2 separate regions of the Homo sapiens genome follow, and region 2 is linked to region 1. A link is a loop called in an ENCODE intact Hi-C map of the cell type or tissue named here. Cell type or tissue: mucosa of descending colon. All regions are shown on one strand. Each heading gives the region's core, and the rest is flanking DNA. Links, peaks and the distances in the headings are about the cores only.

Region 1 (2,911 bases), core at 179-2,678:
ATCTCAGCTCACTGCAACCTCCACCTCCCTGGTTCAAGCAACTCTCCTGCCTCAACCTCTCAAGTAGCTGGGAATACACGCGCGTCCCACCATGCCCGGCTAATTTTTGTGTTTTTAGTAGAGACGAGGTTTCACCATGTTGGCCAGGCTGGTCTCGAACTCTTGACCTCAGGTGATCCAACTGTCTCAGACTCCCTCCCCTCTTATTTTTAAAATAACGTGCTTTCTTTATAAAATAATACATTTTTGGGTGGGACACGGTGGCTCACGCCTGTAGTCCCAACACTTTGGGAGCCCGAGGTGGGTGGATCACTTGAGGTCAGTAGTTCGAGACCAGCCTGGACAACATGGTGAAACCCCTGTCTCTACTAAAAATACAAAAATTAGCCGGGTGTGGTGGTGGGAGGCTGTACTCAGGAGGCTGAGGCAGGAGAGTTGCTTGAGCCCAGGAGGCGGAGTTTGCAGTGAGCTGAGATCGCGCCACTGCACTCCAGTCTAGGCAATAGAGCAAGACTCTATCTCAAAAAACCATAATAATAAAAACAAATAAATAAAATAATATATTTTCAGTATTAAAAATTGAAATGCGCATAAATCCAAATAAGAACATAAATATCTCCCACCCAGCATCAGTCACTATTGATGCTTGGTCTGTATTGAGGATCCCTGGGTGAGTTCACTAAACCTCCTATACCTTGGCACCACAGATACGTGGGGCAAATATTTTGCTGAGGCAGCTGTCCTGGGCCTAGGAGGATTCTGAGCAGCACCCCTGGTCTCCACCTGGTGTCCACCCACCAGAGACCAATAGCACCTCCACCAGGTGTGACCATCAGAAATGTCTCTAGACATTGCCAGTGTTCCACGGGGAGCCACATCAGCATACTCTTGTGCTTTCTGTCACTTACAACCAACAAGGCCTGGTTCATTCTAGGAACTCTTGCCTGGCATGTTTAGGTAATTGCCTGAGAGGGTCTGTAAGCAGGAGGGGCTGGTGGTTGGGGATGATGGACAGGCCCTTGCTGCTGCTCCTGTCAAGTGAACAGGAAATGAATGCAGAGTTGATGGAAAATGAAAAGGACAGATTTTGGGAGCAGATGGCTTGAACGATTTGGATTCTGCCATTCATCTGCCTGATGCAGCACGAGAGCACACCAGATAGGAGGGTTTAATTAGCAAATTCATAACAAGTCAGCACTTGGGGATGCTGGGAAGAAGGATGAGTTTTGGTGCCACTCCTTGTGCTGGATGGGACCGTCCAAGCTGTGTGACCGTGGGCAGTTACTTAGGTGAGCTTACAAGGTGAGCTTAACAGTTACTTCACCTTGTTCTTGGGCAGGTCACTTCATCCCAAAGGACACTGGTCTCCTCTGCTGTAAACCAGGGACCCTCTCATTCAAGGCCATTGCAAGCATTCATGAAAGGATAGAAAGCACCCAGGCCAGGGCCCAGTGCGAAGCAGAAGTGGAAGACATCAGCACTGATGGTGTCACCAGCATCGTTATTATCAATTTCCAATCATGTTAATAGCACTAAAACACAGGGTAACCCGGGGAACCTCCTTGGCACCCCCACACTCTGCCGGCTCCATAATCTTAGTGCCTGCTGTCAAGTGGGCATTCGGGTGACAGTGTGTCAAAATTCTGCACATTTGGGGTTCAAATGAAAACCAATGCATATTCTAGGGTTTGACAATGTCTTTGAAAAAAAGAAGATAAAAACTGCATGAGGTCAGAGGTTCCACTCAGAGGGAGCTGGCAACCTTCCCCCCACCAAGCGGCTCTCTACCCAATGCAGCACTTTGTGAAGTCAACCACGGAGGGCCAGGGAGCTGACCAGAACCTGGCAAGCACCTACCTTCCAATCACTTGGAATTCTGCTGGTCTGGGAGCGTGTGGAGCCCTGTGCCAGTCGCGTGGAGAATGCAGGGACAAACCCCGTCCCCAGGGTGCTCTGAGCCGCACTTCAGAGAGAGCAGCCCTGGGGGCAGAAGGGGCACTGCTTCTTCCAGCTGCAGACACCAGCTCTGCACTGCTCCTCAGAGCGTGTCCAGCACCGAACGACCTACAGCGTGGCATGGCGGTGATGTCACCAGGACCCTGCACGTGCTGTATTAATTCAGGCTGCCTTAACCCGGCACCACCGGGCAGCACAGACAACAGGGACTCACTATCTGACAGTTCTGGAGGCTGAAAGTCGGAGGCCAGGGCGTGGGCAGGGTTGGTTTCTCCTGAGGCCTCCTTGGTTCGTAGATGTCGCCTTCTCCCTGTGTCCACACACAGGCCACTCTTTGTGTGTCTGTCTCCTAATCTTTTCTTCTTATGAGGATTCCAGGCAGGCTGGACCAAGGCCCACTCTAACAACCTCATTTAACCTCAATCGCAGGTTACGTGAGGCCACTGTTGTAATGCTATGAAGGAATACCTGAGAGCAGGTAATGTATAGAGAAAAGAGGTTGAATTGACTCACGATCTGCTGGCTGCACACACATGGCGTCAGCATCTGCTCCTGGTGAGGCCTCAGGGAGCTCCCGCTCATGGCACAAGCCAAGGGGAAGCCAGTGCATCACATGGCAAGAGCCAGAGAGGGGAGGGAGGCACCACACTCTCGTAAACAACGAGAGCGCACGTGAACTCAGAGCCGGAACTCACTAATGACAGCGCGGGCAGCACAGAGCCGTTCATGAGGGATCGGCCCCCATGACCCCATCACCTCCCACCAGGTCCCATCTCAACACTGGGAATCATCTCATTTCAACATGAGACTTGGAGGGGACAAACATCCCGCCATACCACCCCTGTAAAGACCCTGTCTCCAGACACAGTCATCTTCTGAGGTCCTGGCAGTTATGAATTTTGGGCAACACAGTTCAGTCCATAACAGCTGGGTTTATGATTCCAAATTTACAGGG
Region 2 (2,911 bases), core at 173-2,672, 2.0 Mb after region 1:
GCGGCAAGCATATACATGTCACTGAGTTTACTTGTCACAGATTTGCCTTTAGTTATCTTGGATTGTGATCACTGGCCATCTCCATACTGCTTCACTCGCTTCGTTATCATCACTGCTGATTTTGGGGTCACGGCCTGCCATCCAGCTGGACAGAACACCCAGGCCATGTCCTTAGAAACTGGCCCTTCGGTGTCTGCAGGATGCCAGCCAGCACAGTTCTCAGAAGGAGACGGTGATCATTGTCCCTTCGAGGCTCCTTTCTCCATGAATGGAGGGAAGTGCAGAACCGGTCCGAATGGGCAGGATGGTGTCTGGAGTTTTGTTACCGAAACAGACAGGACTATTTTTCACCATAGGCTGAAGGGGAGGAGGATGGTGGACGGTGACCAAGCATCACCGAGCCCTTACTAGGTCTCGGGTACCATGCTAGGCACTTCCACCGGTGCTGCCACCATATCCGTCTCAGAGAGGCTCAACAGCTCGCCCCCACCATGCAGCTTGTCAGTAGCAGAACTGGACTCCAATCCAGGCCATTCTGGCTCCCCGGTCCGAGTTCTTCCCACCACTGTGCTTTGGCCAGAAATGTGCATCACTATTGTTAGAGCCGGTTGCCACGGAAACGGTGTCTCTGCCCTGCATCAGGCTGGCCACAGTCACCTCCCGCTCAGGAAGCAGCCCACAGACCCACCGAGTCAGGCACCAGCCAACGGGCGGGCCTGGCCTCTGTCCACCTCTGTCCACAACTGTGCTGTTTCTGGCTCTGAGGGCCCCTGAGACCGGGAAAAACAACAGCAAGTCCCCGTGGGGTCCTGACCAGATGAAGTCTCCCACTTTGCCTCGTCTGTCACCAGCCACAGCTACGCGGCGGGCGCACCATCATGCAGCAGCCACCCTTCCTGTTTTCCTCCTTCCCCAGAGAAGGATTGCTTCTTTTTTCTTTCTTCCATGCCCCTGTATTCTAATGGTAGCTCTCTCCCCGAGTGGTTGACAAGCACAACTGTGGCTGATGATATAATATGACTAATAATGGGGAAGCGGTGTGAATACCCAGAGGCCAAAGAGAAAATAAAACAGCGATGACAGTCGCTGCTACATTTACGGTATTTCTTTCCACCGAGGCCTGCGGGCTAGCCGCTGCTGGGGCGGGGGCCGGTCACGAGGAGTTGCTAGCAATAGGCTGCGTCCTGTTGTTGCACGAATGATCTCAACTCCTGCTCTGGGACAGGGGTTTGCTCGCTCATCAAATTACAGCAGGCTTGTGTCAGCTCCAGCTGGTAGCTGGGCAGCATTTGCACTCTGGGTGCCTCCTGGGAGAAGCCTGGAGCGCAACTCACTTCAGTAGGAAGGGAGGTAAATGAAAACCTGGAAGCTGCGACAGGAGCCCTCTACTGAGAAAAAGAAACTGCAGAAATCGGCCTAGGGCAACTCTCCGTAAGACAGAAGTTTTACAATGTTCATTTTCAGGTGATTTCTTTTTTCTTTTTTTTTTTTTTTTTTGAGACAGAGTCTTGTTCTGTTGCCCAGGCTGGCGTGCAGTGGCGTGATCTCGGCTCACTGCAACCTCCGCCTCCTGGGTTCAAGCGATTCTCCTGCCTCAGCCTCCTGAGTAGCTGGGACTACAGGCGCCCGCCACCACGCCCAGCTAATTTTTGTTTTAGTGGAGACTGGGTTTCACCATGTTGGCCAGGCTGGTCTCGAACTCCTGACCTCAGGTGATCCTCCTACCTCGGCCTCCTAAAGTGCTAGGATTACAGGCATAAGCCACCTCATTCAGCCTTTTTTAAAAATTTATTTTTATTTATTAAACATTTTTCAAAGTGGTAAAATATACATAAGATAAAATTGACCATTTTAATCATCTTTGAGCGTATAATTTTCAGCAGCACTAAGTTCATTCATATCGTGGTACAGCCTTCACCACCATTCACCTCCATAACTTTTCTCATTTTCCCTAAGTCCCCATTAAATACCAGCTCTCTGTCCCCCTCGCCCCAGGCCCTGGCACCCACCATTCTATGAATGCTTCCTGTCTCTACGAATTTGACTCCTCTAGATTCCTCATCTGAGTGGAATCATACAGTATTCGTCCTTTTGTGACTGCGACTCTTATTTCACTGAGCACAATGTCCTCAAGATTTATCCATCTTGTGGTCTGTGTCCGAATTTCCTTCCTTTTTAGGGCTGAATGATATTCCATTGTATGAACAGACCACATTTTGGGTTTGTTTGTTTTTCTTTTTTTGAAACGGAGTCTCACTCTGTCACCCAGGCTGGAGTGCAATGGCGCGATCTCGGCTTATTGCAGCCTCTGCCTCCCGGGATTCAAGTGATTCTCCTGCCTCAGCCTCCCAAGTAGCTGGAATTACAGGTGCATACCACCACACCTGGCTAATTTTTATATTTTTAGTAGAGATGGGGTTTCACCATGTTGCCCAGGCTGGTCTTGAACTCCTGACCTCAAGTGATCTGCCTGCCTCGGCCTCCCAAAGTGCCGGGATTACAGGCAAGAGCCACCATGCCGGGCCTGGTTTTCTGTTTTTTTGAAATAGGGTCTTGCTCTGTTGCCCAGGCTGGAGTGCAGCTGCGTGATCTCAGCTCACTGCAACCTCCCACCCCCCAGGCTCAAGTGGTCCTCCCATCTCAGCCTTCTGAGTAGCTGGGACTATAGGCATGCACCACCACATCCAGCTAATTTTTTTTTCTTTTTTGGTTGATATAGGATTTTGCCATGTTGCCCAGGCTGGGCTCAAACCCCTGGGCTCAAAAAATCTGCCATCCTTGGCCTCCCACAATGCTGGGATTACAGCCATGAGCCACTGCACCTGGCCATAGATCACATTTCGTTTATCCGTTTGTCCATTGGTGAACAATTGGGTTGCTTCCGCCTTTTGGCTATCGTGTAGGGTGATTT

The links. A loop is a pair of places that touch in the nucleus more often than their neighbours do. Peaks named below come from ENCODE experiments on the same cell type or tissue, not always from the same donor. Only the 100,000 strongest peaks of a DNase experiment are listed, where the experiment ranks them.
Region 2: a loop joins it to region 1, with 19 times the contacts of the local background. A loop is called at or near these places in 6 of 110 quality-filtered maps.

Annotation. Positions count from the first base shown.
Region 1 is chr22:47,593,219-47,596,129 of GRCh38, reverse strand. No RefSeq gene overlaps it. Among named protein-coding and RNA genes, the nearest start is that of LINC00898, 37 kb to the left of the region's middle. In mucosa of descending colon, for the core only: no CTCF peak of the experiment used is centred there; no DNase peak of the experiment used is centred there.
Region 2 is chr22:45,610,869-45,613,779 of GRCh38, reverse strand. No RefSeq gene overlaps it. Among named protein-coding and RNA genes, the nearest start is that of LINC01589, 6.7 kb to the right of the region's middle. In mucosa of descending colon, for the core only: no CTCF peak of the experiment used is centred there; a DNase peak (open chromatin) is centred at 1,195.